Linked DNA regions of Mus musculus: regions 2 and 3 are each linked to region 1. The links are chromatin loops, found by intact Hi-C in ENCODE. Cell type or tissue: heart. All regions are shown on one strand. Links, peaks and the distances in the headings refer to the core of each region. The heading gives the core; the rest is flanking DNA.

Evidence for each region. A loop is a pair of places that touch in the nucleus more often than their neighbours do. Peaks named below come from ENCODE experiments on the same cell type or tissue, not always from the same donor. Only the 100,000 strongest peaks of a DNase experiment are listed, where the experiment ranks them.
Region 2: it touches region 1 in a loop (4-fold over the local background); 4 of 42 quality-filtered maps call a loop at or near these places.
Region 3: it touches region 1 in a loop (3-fold over the local background); 3 of 42 quality-filtered maps call a loop at or near these places.

What each region holds. Positions count from the first base shown.
Region 1 is chr4:47,347,500-47,355,207 of GRCm38, forward strand. Gm32435 (a long non-coding RNA gene) reads right to left here. Exons shown (of 3, transcript XR_390551.4): 3 at 4,815-6,739. Tgfbr1 (transforming growth factor, beta receptor I) reads left to right here and starts at 5,723. Exons shown (of 9, transcript NM_009370.3): 1 at 5,723-5,897. The coding sequence starts at 5,813. In heart, for the core only: a CTCF peak has its summit at 4,139 (motif pointing left); DNase peaks (open chromatin) are centred at 4,402, 4,752 and 4,882; H3K4me3 peaks cover 1,017 bases; H3K27ac peaks cover 929 bases.
Region 2 is chr4:47,291,053-47,295,668 of GRCm38, forward strand. Col15a1 (collagen, type XV, alpha 1) reads left to right here. Exons shown (of 40, transcript NM_009928.3): 25 at 1,268-1,321; 26 at 1,418-1,477; 27 at 2,128-2,196; 28 at 2,314-2,355. It overlaps Gm52732 (a long non-coding RNA gene), which reads right to left. Exons shown (of 3, transcript XR_003955396.1): 3 at 2,704-4,616. Among named protein-coding and RNA genes, the nearest start is that of Gm52732, 9.8 kb to the right of the region's middle. In heart, for the core only: no CTCF peak of the experiment used is centred there; a DNase peak (open chromatin) is centred at 3,129.
Region 3 is chr4:47,470,576-47,475,191 of GRCm38, forward strand. Alg2 (asparagine-linked glycosylation 2 (alpha-1,3-mannosyltransferase)) reads right to left here and starts at 3,792. Exons shown (of 2, transcript NM_019998.3): 1 at 3,364-3,792; 2 at 1-1,883. The coding sequence starts at 3,711. The coding sequence ends at 984. It overlaps Sec61b (Sec61 beta subunit), which reads left to right and starts at 4,086. Exons shown (of 4, transcript NM_024171.2): 1 at 4,086-4,178; 2 at 4,337-4,434. The coding sequence starts at 4,176. In heart, for the core only: a CTCF peak has its summit at 3,245; DNase peaks (open chromatin) are centred at 3,766 and 4,066; H3K4me3 peaks cover 2,152 bases; H3K27ac peaks cover 1,823 bases.

The sequences.
Region 1 (7,708 bases), core at 2,669-5,168:
TTAATGGAGAGTAGGTTATGAATTTCAGAAGGAGATGGGGGTGAGCTGGTGGTAAAAGACAGAGGGGTAGAAATGAAAAACATGAAATTCCCAAAAAATAGTTAAAAATGAAGGGGAATAATAACATAATTTCTTTAACAAAACAAATAAATATAGACTTGCAAGGTAGTATTAATATAAATATATAATGTACATATCTCTCTCTCTCTCTCTCTCTCTCTGTGTGTGTGTGTGTGTGTGTGTGTGTGTGTGTGTGTAAAGCAAATAACTTAAGGTTGAAAGAACTGTAGCATCACATAGAAATTGGCAAGATAAAAATCAGTTCGAGTTTGACCAGAAATTCCTCAATTTAGAAACTGAATAAAACCCAGGCTGTTATGTGGATTCAATCTGGGGCCTCTGAGTCTCTGCATTTTCAAATGTGTGGGCCTGGGGTCAGTGTTTGTAAAATCTCCTTCAGGCTTCAAATGACTTAAACCACATCCTTCTGAGGTGAGTTTCAAGTCCCAGCTTGTTTATGCTTACGCCTCTGGCCAACTGACTAAATTAGATTGCTAGAAACGCTCACATCTGAAGAAAACACCTAGACTTAGCAGCTGATTGTGAAGAATATCACAAAACCCTCGGATGAAGAGATGCCTAGGATTCGCTGTGGGAGAGGGACACAGAGCATCCATGCCTTGGAAAGAGCATCACCTTCAAGGATCCTCCGTGTGTGAATCTACCCAGAGGTCTCCCATCCCAGCCTTGCACAGGCATAGTTGAAACATGGCTAACCATATAAAAAATGACTGGACAAGAGGGTATGTTCTAGAGTGCCTAGCCTGGGTAGAGAAGTTTAGCAAGTCTGTCAGCCTGATTCTGCTGCATCTCTGGAGAGTACAGAATAGGACTCTTTCTTAAGTTCAGGTATTATGTCAAACAGGATGGGCAAGTTTCTTTATGTCCAGTGTCTCCAAGATAGAAAGGGAGTGGGGGTTACTATCTATGACCAGCTTCAGGGAAGAAACATTCTAGTTGTGTTGTGTGGCTTACCTTAAGGATGAAAAGGGAGCTAAGAACCACGCATGGATTGTATATATATTATATATAAATTGTGTGTGTGTGTGTGTGTGTGTGTGTGTGTGTGTGTGTGTGTGTGTGTGTGATAATTTCACCTCTATGCTTTGACTTTGGTCTCTGCTCAGTTTTTGCCCAAATCAGTGGAAGGGGCAATAGTGAACCCAATGTGCTATCTCTAAACCTAAAATATGTGAAGTGATCTTACATATTTTCTCTCATTATCTTAGATCTCTGCATTGCCATCGTAGCAAGTCCAGGCTAGCCTGCTAGAGGATGAAACCCCCCACCCCACCCCGAAAGGGTCTGCTTGGTCCTGACAGCGTGCTCATGACAGAGCTTAGCAGAGGCCAGCTCACATTGCTCTAGATCAGAGAAGCTGGCTCTGCCTGCCCACAATCTCTAGACAATAAATGCAGCTATGATTCCTAGCCACTAAGTCGTGAGGTACATTGTCATTCAGTTAGGAGCACAAAGAGTTGGCAACATCTAACCAGGACATAAATCAATAATATTTGCAGGTTAGAAGAGAGGAAAGGCTAGGACAGAATAGGCAGAAATGAAGTATTCTAGGGCTTAAAACAAAGGCTTGTTTTTTTCTTGCGCAATAGGAAATATGCATTAGAGTTGATGTAGTTGATCACCACATTTACTGGAGACCCATTTTCCTTCATTATTAAACCTAATATGAGCTATCACCATTATGCTTACAAGAGGCTGTTGTGTCTCCAGAGGTTGCAATTATGTTCCAGAAAGAAAGAAAGAAAGTGAGAGTGATGTGTTTGCTCCTTGTTTAAATGGTGTATTAGTCCTGGTCCTCTAAAGGAACAGAACTGATAGACTATACATGTAGGTTTATTAGAATGTTTTGCAAGATGTAGTTTGGGCGGTGGAACACTTGCTCGCTCACACTGGACAGGCGGAGATTCTAGGAGTTTCTCAGCCCCATGAAGCTGGGCATCTCAGTAGTCTCAGTCTGCTGTTCAAAGCCTGGAGGACGGCTGGTCTCCAGTGTGCATCTGATGCCCAGAGAAACTGTTTCTAAAGTGGGTGAAGGAAGGCTACAGTAATGGGATCCTTGGACTTGCTGGTGAAAGTGAGGGCAAGCAGGCAAACAAAGCAAAGCAAAGCAAAGCAAAGCAAAGCAAAGCAAAGCAAAGCAAAGCAAAGCAAAGCAAAGCAAAGCAAAGCAAAGCAAAGCAAAGCAAAGCAAAACAAAACAAAACAAAACAAATGCCATTTAGGGTGAGTCTTCCCATTGCAAATAATCTGCTCAAAAAGGCACTCGCAGGAGTGGCTAGCAGCTTGGGTTTTAGTAGATTCAAGTTGACAGCCAAGGTTAGTCATCACAGGGGGAACAAACTTAGCCGGGAAGGAAAGCGATTCCTGTTCCCGTTTTGCTGGACTGAACCCTGCTGCATGCTCACTCAAGTGTGGAGCTGAACAAATTGAACCCCTCCCCCTCCCCTCCTGGTAAATTGCTTTCCCTGAAGGAGTTAGGATTCTGTTACCAAGCCACTCTAGAAATGGATAGAGATGAGAGAACTAGAACCTTTGGCTCTCTGTTTCGGAGAAAGTATCTTCGTTAAGAGAATTGCCCAAAGGGAAAAGAGCAATGTACTCAGCGTAAAGGCTGAGGGTTTACCGGGTAGAGGGCAAGGGGCTAGAGTACTTCTCTCAGACAGAGCTCCAGAGCCAACTTGCTGAAAGATGATCCTCTTTCTCTTCCCCTTTAAATCAAGGCACTAGAGTGAGCATCCTATGAGCCTTCCGAGAATTTGTGGAGACTAAGATGGGAATGAACTTTTGTGATTGACTGTCTACAGGCAACCACTCATTTAGGCCTCACAACAAAACTGTGTGTATAGGTAAGATAATTCTTACTTTGCCACAAGGAGGGTGGACGGGAGGTGTGTGTGTGGGGGGGAGGGGTAACAGAAGGTGGAATGAGTGTTGAGGCTAGGGAGTGAGTAGAAATCAGGCAGCCCAGACCCATATCTAGAGAATGTTAGGATCACGAGGGTCCAGAAGTCTCTAAGGCTGGAGGCTTCGACCTTTGGCTCAACCTTTCAACACAGGTGGGTTCATTCATTTTACTATATTTAAGCAGGTGAATGTCTTCTGAAGTGGTCAGGTGCCCTGTGCAGTAGAACCTCCTGAGTAGTTTATTAGCGATGCATATTCTTGGACTGCCTCCAGAGGAGCTTAAGCAGGCATTCCAGGTCCCAGACCCAAGCAGCTGAACCCAAAAAACTGTAGAGAGTCCCAAATTTAAATGGACAGGTTTTGTTTCATTCTAACACAGCTTGTTTTCAGATCTGTAGCTCATGGAAATTTCCCCCTAATATCAGAAAGATATAATTTAAAAATAGTCTGTTTCTCCTTCTTGTTCCTCAGTTTCCAAGTGAACACACTTCATTCCATGGAAAATGTCCTGGACTAGGAAATGTGTCACAGAAAAAAATCCTCATGTTGATCAGTACAGGCTTCATAAGGCAAAGCATTGGGTTAGACTCAAGGTTAACATCATGCAAAGGGGAGGGGGCAAAGTAAATGGTATTAACTAAATATTTACTATGTCCCAGACACTGTTCCAGACACATTATGTCACTAAGGCACTCTGGACTTGTGATTCAGTCCCATTTATAAGTGGGATGGGAGCTTTTAATATTTGCAACCCATTAAAGATAACCAGAGAAAAAATTCCTATGAGATTAATTATTCATGCATAGCATAAAAATCTCTTGAGATCTTATGCAAGACACAGACTAGATCAGAAAAAGAAAAATAGGGGGGGCATCTTGGCATGTGGCTGCAACCCCAGGCCTGGGGGAGGGGAGGTGGAGGACTAAGGAAGGAGGATTCCGAGTTTCAGTCTAGCCTGGTTTGCATAGTGAGACCCCCATCTTTAAAAACCAAGGGCTGGGGGCCGGAGAGATAGGTTAATAGTTAAGAGACTGCTGCTCTTGCAGAGGAAGTGGTTCCGTTCTTAGCATCCTTGTTAGGTGGCTCACAGTTCCACTCCAGGTGTCACTCCAGTTCCAAGTGATTGGACGCCCTCTTCTGGACCCCACAAGCACTACTTGCATACGGTGCACATAGGAGCACAAGAGCTGGGGGTATAGCTTATGAGTAGAGTACTTGCCTAGGAAGTACAAGGCTTTAGGGGTGGGGGTGAGGCGGGGGCAGTCACTGGAGATTTTAGGTGTGTCAGGCTCTTTATATCTCCCAGAGAGATTTCATTAGAAGCTGGTCAAATTTAGTCCCTGTAACCTCAGGGCATTTGAGCCAGGGGGGCCAGGGGAGCCAGGGGAGGCAGGAACTGATGGTTCTGGAGTCCCAGAGAGCAGGCCTGTTCAGGTTCTGGCAGGTTGAGGACTTGCTGAAGCGTGTCCTAGCTGGAGCCGAGGAGCAGTCTCAGACCCCAGCTCTTAGCCCCCACGGTTTGCTTTCATAAGCAGGATCAAACTCTTGGAAAGTGGCTATAAAGCAATTTACCAACAGCTACTAGAGGCCGGCTGATTCCTACTACGGAGCTTTATTTAATTCCGAGTTCAAATCACACAGAAAATAACATTTTCTCCTTAAAAGGTTCTGCGGAAAAATGCTGTCGGTGCCATGCGGCCGCCTCCGTGACTGTGTTTGTGTCTGAAGAAAGGACTAGTCTGACAGGAAGAATTACAAATCTGGAGCTCATTTTGGCGTCCCAGAGGGAAGGTGGGTGGAGCGTCTCACAGTAAATTAGGAATTCAGAATGAAAGCGGAGCTGAGTTTATTTGGGTTTTTAGTGACACCTCGAAATTATTACACAGGAGTGTCGGAGACAACTCAAAGTACCTATGACTGCTCCCGCTTCGCCCCGGGGCGGGATGCTTCTTCGTAGGGCAATCCTCCCTCCTTCGAAACCCGTGGGCCTCTCCGCTTCCACGCGGGGACAGCAAAGGTGGGAGGGAAGGAGGGCGGCGGGGACCCTTAGTCTGGGTCTTTTTACGGTGCCGAGACACAGAGGCCACTCGGGGGTGTGTCTGAGCTCCACCTTGGGATTCCGAAACTGGGCTCCGACTTTGAGACTGGAATTTGGGGAGAGGACGACGAGGTCTGGGGCGGACGTGGAGTGCAGAAAGAAATCGGACTGTCTTTGCGGGGAGGCTGGAAGCCGCGGGTCTAGGGTGGGGGAAGTTGAACCCCGGACAATATTGAGGGTCCGAGTGGCGAGAGTTGGGTTTTGCGGGTGCAGGACTGTGCAGGGGAAGTCAGGGTGGGGTTGGAGTAGAAGAAAAGAGCGTGCAACGGTCACAGTCTTTCCCTGAGCAACTCTCACAGGCACACCCTGCGCTCAGTCGGGACCGTGGGCTCCCTCGGGCGCGCAGACTGGGACCCTGCCCCCACCCGCCGCGGGAGCGCGAGCTGCCCGCTGTGGCTGGAGTAAAGGCGCCCAGCGGTGAGGGGGCGTGGTCAGAGGCCCAGCAGTGCGGGGGCGTGGTTAGAGGCAGAAACCCACGGCCGCTCATTGGTAGCCCAGGGCCCCGCGGGCGGGGCTCTCGGCTAGGTCCCGCTAGGGCGCTCGCGGGCGGCGGGGGAGGCGGGGTCGGCGGGAGCCGGGCAGCCAATGGGCGTACGCCCCTCGAGCAGTTACAAAGGGCCGGAGCGAGGCCGCGGCGGCGGCGGGGAGGTGGGGCGAGGAGGGGCGAGGCTTCCTGAGGAGAAGCTGCGGCCGGGGCCGGGCCGGGCCACAAACAGTGGCGGCGGGACCATGGAGGCGGCGGCCGCTGCTCCACGTCGTCCGCAGCTCCTCATCGTGTTGGTGGCGGCGGCGACGCTGCTCCCGGGGGCGAAGGGTGAGTGGCGGGCGGGTGGCTGCGGGGCGCGCGGGCCGGGCCGGGCCTCTGGCTCGCTTCAGCTCTTTCTCAAACATGGCGCGGGGCCGGGGGCGCAGGTGGCGGCGCCCGGCCGGCCGGGCGCTCCTGACCCGGCAGGCGCCACGCGAGCCGGGGCGGGGAGGAGAGGCGGGGCGGGGGCGGTGTCGAGCGCGGGTGGCGGAGCACCGAGCAGAGGCCGGCCCTCTTGGGCTCCCGGGGGGCAGCGGCTGGCGAGCCTGCCGAGGTCGGGGGCTGCCCTTAGGGGTGCGAGGCCGGCCGGGACCGTGGCCCCCTGATTCCACTGCCTAAATGCGCCCCGGCCTGAAGCTGTTGGGGCGTGGGCGGGCACCGGCGTGGAGGCGCTCCGGGGCCGGGCGCTTGGAGGGCTCCCCGGAGGGTCGAAAGGGGCGCCGTGGGCAGAGACCCCGGGTGGGCCGCACCGCCGTGAGTGCCGACGCCCGCCTAGGGCGACTTTTCTTCAACCAGGGGCTTTGTGTGAGAAGCAGGCGCGAAGATGCGCGGAATGTTCTCGCTTCGTGAGTCTGGGAAGAGTTCAGAGTCCAGTAACCAGAAGGCTGCAGATTGTCTTCTTGCTAGTAGAAACTTGAACGTTTGCTCACTCTGCAGATTTGGGAACGTTTGAATGGGAACGGTTCTGTAGAATTGATCAAATTATTCCTTTTCTCGAGGGGATCGTTGCTTTGGGTGTATCATTTCCCTAAGCGGTAGTTTTAAAACCAGACCTCTGTGTAGCTGGGGTTTGAAGGGAAATGTGTGGTTTCCCAAAATATTAAAGCCGGTCGTGATACTGGTTGTCACCTCTGGAGGGAAGATTGAAAAAAACTTTGTCAGGAACCAATTAAAATAGGAGAAAGCAAAATACTGAGGCTCGGCATTAGCAACCTGCATACAGTGAAAATACATTTTTGTTGCGGAAATTGGATAACAACATTTTAAAAAGCAAAACAAGCCAAAACAAAAGTCTCTCCAGACTGTGGATGCCAACTATGATTAAACTTAATAGTTACTGTTTATTGGGAGTTGATTATAATGCAGATGTAAAAGACACAGTATCAGAACCCTCGCAGTACCAGTATTTGTCCTGTATATTGACATGAAAACTGAGGTGCAGAAGATTAAGTTCTTAGTAAGTGCAGAAATTAGGATTTGCACTTAGGCTTTCAGGGTTCAAAATCTGTGCACCTGTTACACCAAAGTAGCATGACTCACTTAAAGAACAGTTGATATTTGATAACATAACTTAGCCATCAGTTTCTTAGTTTACTTGAACATTCTCTTTACATAGGTCTACAGTAGAAGATACAATGGGTTTTTGACATTGGCTTAGGAAGGAAATAATGGTGGACAAAGTGGGAGAATTGTTATAATTATGCATCAACTATAAGTGACCATATCTAACAGTTATTTGGGTAAAGTAATTAATTCTTTTCTACCTAAAACAAAGCAGGACACGTTCATGCATTTAGCAGTATTGACGTGGATGCTGAGAAGGCTGGTTCATGTCCTGGAGGACTTTATAGCCTACTTAGGCAATGATGTAATACAAAATTAGCCTAGATGTTTTTATTGCTCAAAACCTAGACTAGTACTTCATAAACTTTCCCCATTTGCCACCCTCTTTTCTCAAAAGATTGTATGTGCCCATGAGTCACATACAAAATGTAAAAGATGGGTATATAAATCAAATGTACTGATAATAGAGCATAAATAAAATTATTTTAAAACAATTCATTGGTATATACAGTTTTACCATTTATTAAAGATTAAAG
Region 2 (4,616 bases), core at 2,117-4,616, 57 kb before region 1:
GGCAGAAAAGACCAAATATAGACTACATGGGCTGAGAGTGAAGGCAGATGGGAGAGTCTTGTTCCCAACTGGTTAACCACTCAGTAACCTCCAGTTCTATGGGAAATGCAAACAGTTAGTAGTGGGGCCAGCAGGAGGCTCCAGATGGCTATGGCGGGTGTCCCACTGAAGGCCAGCTTGTGCACAGCTTGCCAAACACAGGCAATAAGGGCACCTTTTAATTTGCATAATGCTTCCATCTGGGCTAACTATGGCCCTAGAGACCAGTGTAGCTTATGACTCTTTTACAAAAATGCTAAGGCTTGTTACTCAAAGTGTGGTCTGTGGATCAGCATCCCCCCAGCATCACCTGGGAGCTTAGTAACAATGCAGAATGGCAGGCCCTGGCCCATATACTAGCGCAGACACTCTTCATCTGCACTTTCATGAGACCCAGGACACTCCATGTACATGCGCACGTGGGGAATGTTCCAGAGAACCACCTACCAAGTGGCCCACCCATGCCCTGAAAACTCCCTCTACTTTTGCTTTTCACTTCCCTGAGAGTAATATATATCAGAGATTTTTTTCATGCTGACCCTCTCTTAATGCATCTTTTAGGGCATGCTATCTATAGTAATGGCGGTGGGCAGAGGGGCACATGATTATAGCTGCTATTCCTCAGGCTCCAGTAGACAAGGTGATTCCTGCCAGGAGCTTGGATCAGGGCAGTGACTTAAGAAGTGTGTGGACCCAGAAAACCATCACTGGAGAAGGGTCTGTGGGTCAGGGACTCTACAGGAGGACCGAGGCATTGTTCTGAGGCTGGGCTTCAAGATGGGTGGGGGTGGGGCAGACTACCATCCTCCAGCCTGTTCTTGGGCACACTGGCACAGGGAGGAGCAGAGCTGATTCAGAATAGAGGACATGGGGACCCTGGAATGAATGACCAATGCAAAGCTCCATGTTCTGTGCCAGCCTAGCATGTGAGCACCTGGGCACGTGAGGCACGAAGCTGCTGGCTTCTTGCTCTTTCTTCCGTTCTGACTGAGGTGGTCCTGGCTGTGTAGCCTTTAGAAAAGTTGGGAGATCTGAAAATCTGAGCAAATGCTTCTAGGTGAGGAGAGGCAGGAGACCAGGAACCGGGCAGGCGGGTACTCCAGGGCCATTGCCAATGTCCCTTCATCCTGTCCCTGCTGCTCTCCCTACAAGAGCAGTCCCAGCACTCCCCTATCTCTGGACTCTGAGTTTCGGGCATTTGCTAGCCTGGTGCTTGTTTTGCTTCTAGGGACCCAAAGGACCACCAGGACACAAAGGAGAGTTTGGCCTCCCAGGACGACCTGTAGGTATCAGTGTTCCCCAGACTAAAAGATGGGGCATGTGGTGGCAAAGCTGACCCACAGCAAGAGCTCACTAAGGCATCTTGTGTGTATCTCAGGGTCGCCCAGGACTGAATGGCCTCAAGGGTGCCAAAGGAGATCGAGGGGTCACGCTGCCTGTGAGTACCATGGCTACTTCTGCACCTCATGCCCTGGGGCTGCAGTGCAGACGAGATCCTGTTAGAGTGTCCAGTACCTCGAAGTTCAATGAGTGGGGCCTGCAGAATGTGTGCTCAGGGAAGCTTTCTTTCTTCCTCCATTGCTTCCAGAGGTGCACACACTCAGCCCCGCTCCCCCCCATCTCACTCTCAGGAGGGTCCTGTGTCCCACCTAGACCATTCCCATGCTGAAGAGTGTCAGTCTCCCCAATGCAGACACCAGACAGAAAGGAGAAGGAAAGAAAAGGGGTTCTATGCATCCTGTGTCCCCCCTCCTTGCTCCCACACACGGCCCAGGAATGCAGATCTTAACGGAGCATTGCTCCGGGAACCAGAATCTGGGTTCCAATTTCAGTTCTCTGTGAGCTGCTGTGTGGCTCTGAGCAGGTTGTATCCCTTCTCTGGGCCTCATTATTTGTGGGTGTCAGCCAGGACGGCATAGCTGTCCAGCTGTCTCCCGCATGCTTTACCAACCCTTTTCAGTATGCCCCAGATGAGGGAGTGCTCTGGAAGCTACTCCCTCCCAGCTTCCAGCTCAGAGTGTGTAGCAAATGCTGTAGCTGCCTCCCACATCCTTAAACACAGCAGCGGCTTTTCTTTTCTTCCTTCAGGGTCCACCTGGCCTACCTGGACCCCCAGGGCCCCCAGGGCCCCCTGGAGCTGTGGTTAACATCAAAGGCGTAAGTTAGGATGGGGTTGGGAGAAGCTTTCCTGGGGACCCTGCAGTGAGCACCAGATTGGCCTCAGCTGGTGCTAGGTTTCCTGATGCCTTCACCCCTCATATTCTCTTTCCACAGGCTGTTTTTCCAATACCTGCCCGGCCACACTGCAAAACACCAGTAAGTAACTCTCATGTCTTCATGCAGCAGGCTAAGTACCAGTGCCTGTTTTAGGAAACGGATCCATCTTGCCTTGGGCACTTTTCCATTCCTGTATGTCTACTCTCTGATATCATCTATCTACATATAGGCCCTTAAAGATCTAGAAGTTTCTAGATAATAGACCCTGGTAATGAAATACCACACACTGGCTTATTTTAACAGTGAGTCGTCTATTAGTAAAACAAACATTTGGCCTCAGGGGCGGAAGAAGCATAAAATTGCAAAATAGACTCCTTCTTAACTAAAAGAAGTGACCGGAACTCGTGGCCTCTGAGCTGGGAACTGGGGGTTAAAATTTGTAACTACTCAGTTCCATCCTCCTCAAAGATTGAGTTACCCAAGAGGCAAGCGTTATCTCTCCCAGTTATCATGGGAAGACAGCTACCCACAGAAGCTCTTTGGTTAGCCCAAGGTCACGGAGCATGGGGCAGCTGGGACCACAGCTCAGATCTCCTGGTGACCAGGAAGCAGGTGCAGGCACTGTGATCCTTGCCCAGCCTCCCCCTCCCCCAGGCAGTTGGCAGTACCGTCTGTAGGATTTTGCCAGTATCATAGGGAGACATTTATTTCTGTGAGGAAACACGGGGACAAGGCATGAGTCATGGATCTGTGCGCAATCATTCTCTCATTCTTTCAGTAAATATTTACTGAGCTCTCCCCAGTGCCAAGGACTCTTGCTAGGCCCCGGGGGGAACACAGGAATGACCTAGACAGACGTGGTCTCTGCTTTCTGGAGTTTGCAGATGATCATTTCAAAATATTCTTTGAAGTGGGCTTATACTGATTCCCGTGGGAATGGGAATGCTGCTGGTCGCTGATGCCTCTAACTGATGCAGGCCGGCTGGCTGTGTATTGGCCTAGGCCTATGTCCAAATCTGACCTTTGAGGCGTCCATGTGGGCAGCCCACGGTCCAAGCATGCTAGCCTGGAAGGCAGAGCGCGGGATCCCCCAGGGGACAGGGCTGAAGCTCCAAGTGAGCCCAACAGCAGCACCAAGGGCGTGTTTATCCAGATAACTGTAGCGAGGCATCTGCTGCAAGTGCAGCTTCTGGAGATACCCCAAGAAAACACTGCATCTCCTCATACAAGGGCAGAGGCTGCCTAGGTCCCACTGTTTCCCAGAGCTCAAGGTCCCTCCTCTCAACACAGAGCCCCACCTCCTTACTACCTCCCACAAACAATCCCAACACACCAAGTATGAGACAGAAGACCACAAACTTTAGACTGTTGTGGGAATGATACTGCAGTTGTACAACCTGTAGTGGAACCCTGTGTGGTATCTACACTCGGGGGATGGTGGGGCAGTTATGGAGTGACTTAAACTCAATGCCAGGCTCAACGTGTTTTGTCTTGTTTTAATTTCCTGTGGCATACTGGGACACCGTAGCGTTTGGAGGCATGGGTGTTTCCTACGAGGCCCTCAAAGTAGACATTATCAAACAGAAACACACCCAGCACTTCGCAAGCATCTTCCAGTTTCATCAGTTTAACATCATGACAGTTTATATACTCCTACCACCTTGCTTAACCACTTGTAAAGGTCGTCCTTAGATTTTCTTTCTGGAAGGTTCCTTCCTCTTCCCAATATCTTTTCATGATGACCCCTAAGCAGCTTGCAATCCCCACTTACAAGCACAGAAAGATCCCAGATCTAGGTGGAGCATCTTCTGGGGAAAGATGGAGGCAGAGTGAGATGGTTACCTTTAATTGTCAACATAGAACAAATCAAATTGGCCGAGAAAAGAGTCTCAATAAGGAGTTGTCTAGATCAGGTTGGCCTGGAATTATCTAGATTACCTAAGCCAAGACAGGAAAACCTGCCCACTATACTAGACACCATACCCTAGGCAAGAGATTCTAAGCTGCCTAAGAGTGGAGAAAGTGAGCTGACATTCACGTGCATACATTAATTCATTGCTCTCTGCTCTTGACTGTGGATTTAATGTGACTAACTGCTTCCATGCAGTGCTGCCTTGACTTCACAGCAGTGATGGACTGTAACCTGGAGTTGTAAACCAAATAAACCCTTTCTCCCACAAGTTGCTTTCGCTAGGGTTTCCAATCACAGTAACAAGGAATGAAGCTAAGACAGTTGAACAGTGTTATCCAGAACTGCTTGGATTCCAGACCCCTGTCACCTAATGAAGAGTCCATAAAAGCCCCTCCAATCTAATGACAACCCTGCTATTTGTCACTGCCACTGCTGCCTGACCTGTGCC
Region 3 (4,616 bases), core at 2,117-4,616, 120 kb after region 1:
CATTCTGTTAAGTGCTGTTTGCTATTTTAGAGAACTCTAATACAGTTCCCAAAGGCCTGTGCCCTGAGGCCTGGTCCCCGGCCCACACTGAGAGCCACACTAGGAGGTGACAGGACTTTTAGTAGTGAGGGCTAGTGGAAGAGAATCAGGTCATCAAGGGATATTTTCTAGAAAGGGATATGGGACCCTTTTTGTCTTTGCTCCCTGCCTCAATACACTGTTCTGGCACAGGCTCAAAGGAATAAGGCCAAGCGTGACACGGTAGGCCAAAACATGTGTGATGGTGTTCCTTCATGTAAACTATCTCATTTATCCTAGTCTTCTGACTTCAGGTTTATGTATTTAACAAGATGAAGTCAGAGCATCGGGCTCAGATCTAATGTTCTATTCTCTTCTGATGCCAAACATATTTTATTGTCAAGTTGCAGTAAAAAACAAAACAAAACAAAAACCAAAACAATAAATAATACTGAGTACTCTTGTTATAGATCCAGCCAAAATTCTAACAAAAATTTTCTAGCAGCTACTAGAGAACACTTTAAGTAAACCGAGCTTGGGAGCTGCAGCAGCCTCGTTCCCATTACGCTCTGAAGTCAAATCAATTGACTGTGACAATGGTAAGACCTACACTACTAAAGCCAATTAAGGCACTGGATGATCAAACCTTTATATATAAAGGAACAATAATCCAGGAAAATAGAGTTAAAATAGTCTGCTAGCAGCAGATTCCTACCATACTTTCAACAACACTCACGAGATACGGAATGATTACAGCATTAAGAATATTTCAGAAATGACAGGTAGGTGTGGTGGACAGGTGGCTCACATTCAAGACTCAAGTCTACTTAAAAAAGAAAATCTCACTAGCACTAGATTCTAGCTCCTTTGTTTCCCCCTTTCTTTTGGTTTCAAAGGCGTTTCTACAACCCATAAGAGGGATCGCAGTGCATGTAGCATACAGACTCTACACTGTACTCTCCTGACTACACCAGCTTCGTGACATACTGGTACAGCTGGTCTGCAAATGCATCAGCTGAAAACTTCTCCGCCACCCTGGCTTTTCCAGCGAGGCCCATCGTGGCTTTTAAGGATGGTTTGTGGATGAACTTCTCCATGGCTTCTGAGAAGTGCACTGGGTCTGGCTCACACAGGAACCCCGTGACCTTGTGGACAATGGACTCCAGGGGCCCACCGTTATTAACAGCGATGACTGGGCACTGCATGTACATGGCCTCCAGAGGGACGATGCCAAAGTGCTCGTTGCTCGGAGTGTAGAGCACACACAAGCAGCCGTGGAGGAGTGAGATCTTCTGTCTGTCCGAGAAGGACCGCAGGAAGGTCACATGACGCTCAAGGTCTGACTCTTGGACCATTTTCTTCAACTCCTTATAGTGCTCCACGTTCTCCGGGATCCTATCGTCATAACCACCGGCCATGAAGAGATGAACCTTATCCCACTCTTGAGATGGTAACCGATTCCGAAGCTGCACCAAGGATCTCAGTGCCAAGGGCAGATTTTTCTTCCTTTCGTATCGGTTGATAGAGAGGAACAGGAATTGCTTCCCCTTGGGGACGAGGTCATCTATCTTTTCAGGAATAGCCAAGTCAAAGCTGCCGATATTCAGAGATGGGTAGAGCACATCAGGATTTCTGTGAGACAGGGTCTTGAAGGTTTCTTTAAAGACGGAAGCAGTGTACTGGCTGTTGACCAAGATGCGGTCTGCCATGCCTGTGGTGTATTCCTCGATCCAGTCGATGGGGGCCCTGTAGAACTTCTTCAGAGCTGAATTTCTCTGAGTAAGCAGCAGATCTGGGAAGTGACAGTAAAATAGGACCCTCTTACGCCGTCTGGCCAGTTTGAACACCGGGATACAGGCAGACACCTAACCAAGGTAAAACAGTAGATAAGTGACTGGTCGCCTTAACCTCCTTGGCCATAAGCCTTTTCCTGGTTGACTAGCTGCCTGGTATTACTGAATCCATAGGACCTGGGTAAATGTCTGCATTAACCATGAACATACGGCTTCCTCAGGGTGGTTCAGTGCAACTCAGGATCATAATTAAAGATTCCCTGGAGCAACTGTGGCTATTTCCACATGTCAGCTTAGATAAGAGCACTGGGTAGCCAAGTATAGACCTTGGAAGAATAAGGTGACATCATTGTAAGTAAAGGCTGGAAACTGTTACTGACATTTACAATGACCATGACTATCAGGAGATTCCTCAGAGGACTGTAAGAAGTGAAATAAATGCAGTATTAGGATGTCATATCTAGTGTCACACCTAGGATCACACACACACACACACACACACACACACACAGCAATGTTAGTGTCTTTTAGGGAAGACTGAAATATTTACAGGACAGGGGACTTTCCAGTCACTGAAGAGACTGATGTGGATCTTGAATATCAATAAGCAAGATGTTTCAAATTTTTGCAGAACAAAAGCAAAAAGTCCAACAGCAGGTAAACTGGATCCCAGCTGTGTACATATAAGATGTAGCAGGAAACAGACACATATACTACCAGGGCCACACATCACTTCTGGAAGGATGCAGAAGACACTGTTGACAATGGCTCGCCCTCTCAAGGATGGGGACAGGGAATTTTTACATTATACTTCCTATTTGAACTTTTACTCCTGAGTAAATGTTACTTCTTAATTAAAAAAAAAAAAACACTGAGGACTGAGGGTTGGCTCCAGGAATGTTGGGTATGGCAGTGCACACCTGTCCAAAAGTCTAGCTCAATCTTTCAGTTCCAGGTTCAGTGAGAGAGCCTGACTCCAATGTTCAGGTGAATATTAGCTGACCTCTGGTTTTGATATGCAAGCTCAGACACTTGTATAGACAAAATAACTGGATTTTTCTCCAAAGACCAATGGGGACCCTAATGGGGAAACGATATGTTTAGCTTGACTTTAATCCGTGGCACTGCTAAGTACTGGAATGGCAGTATTAGAAAGACTGGAAGGGTGGGATGGATGGGACCTGAAAGCAGAGACAAAGGAATAACGGAGAAGAAAGAAGAGTAAATTGAGTCACATACAAGGTGTGGCCGGAAGTCGTCTTTTAATGCCAGCAACCACCTGGATCCAATCATTTTAGTCCCAAGGCTAAACATTTAAAATGCAGACACATAAGCCCTACCTCAAGGATCTTCAACGAAAGGAAGGGGGCGGGGGAGAGATGTCCCTGAGATCTGCCATTTTAAAGGGTCTATCCATACTAAAATTGGTGGCCGTTCTCTCCCTGGGGACTCCTGCTGGACAGTTCCTAAAAACCTAGAACAGCGGTCCCTCCCCCCCTCTCGGCGCCGCCCCCCCCCCCCCCCCCCAGCCAAGAATTGGTGGCGGCCTCACCTGGTCGCACACCACCACGTCGAACTCCTCGCCGGAGAGAAACAGCACGTAGAGCGCCAGAAAGACCATGCGCACGTAGGAGCAGATGGCGGCGCCGCGGCCGCCCCAGCCCAGGCTGCGAGGCAGCCAGTCCCCTGCGCATTGCACCGAGAGCTCGCGGGTCTCGATGAAGCAGTGGTTCGGGTCGTAGTGCGCGGTCCATATCTTCACATCACAGCCGTACTCCTGCAGCGCCAGCGCCGCGTCCAGCACTAGGCGCTCGGCTCCGCCTATACCCATGTCTGGGTGCAGAAACAGCACAGATGGGCTGTAAACCCGGGAACGGGCTCGGTACAGGTTTTCGGCCATGGTAGATGAGCCGCGCTTGCGCTCTCCGCGCGAGCTTCTGCAAGCTCCTGCAAGCTCCGCCCCTGGCCCCCTCTGGCTACTGAAAGCCGAGCCAGCGCAACTACGCCTGCGTTAGTTTAGGCCACATCAGCGATAAGCTTGTGGGCGCTAAGAAAATGCCTGACTCAATTTCTCATGTGGACCTGTCCAAAGCTTGCAATTTGGTGATGTTTGACCATATTAAGCACGCTAAATAAATTACATAAAAGAAGCGAAAGGGCTGTACTTTCACACGGCCCAGTTGTTGTCGGCGTAATCTTTACAGGCATATCTCAGGACAGCCCAGTCATCCAAGAGTCTGCGAAGGCCCTGCCAGCCGGCCGGGGGGCGGTGCCAGAGCCTGTATCTACGAGAGTTCTGAGTGCTCGGCAACTTCACGACTTCCCTCTTCCTGCCTCCTGTGCCCACCGTTCTTAGGCATCAGCATGGTGCGCGGTCCCCGCTTCCATGGGGTGCACTAGCCCCTATCTTGGTCTTCCTTTCTGGGACCTCATTGCTCTTCCCAGCTTCTCGGGTGGGTGTGGGGTCGGGGGTGTGAAGAGGATTTGACCCGCGATGTTCACTGTTTGTCTGCTTCCCTCTGCAGCCGGGTCCAACGCCCAGTGGCACCAACGTGGGCTCCTCTGGCCGCTCTCCCAGCAAAGCGGTGGCCGCACGGGCTGCGGGATCCACTGTTCGGCAGAGGTAAGTGGCTGGGGGCTTGCGGGGGACGCCCGGTTATGGCTGGAGGAGGCTAGGTACCCAGGGTTGCATTGCATTGCTGGAAGGAGGAGTTCCAGGATGGAAAGATTAATAGGGGCCGAGTGAGCCCGAGCTGACGTGGCCATCTAGTTAGTTAAAGGCCCTTTAGGAGGGAGGCATGGTTT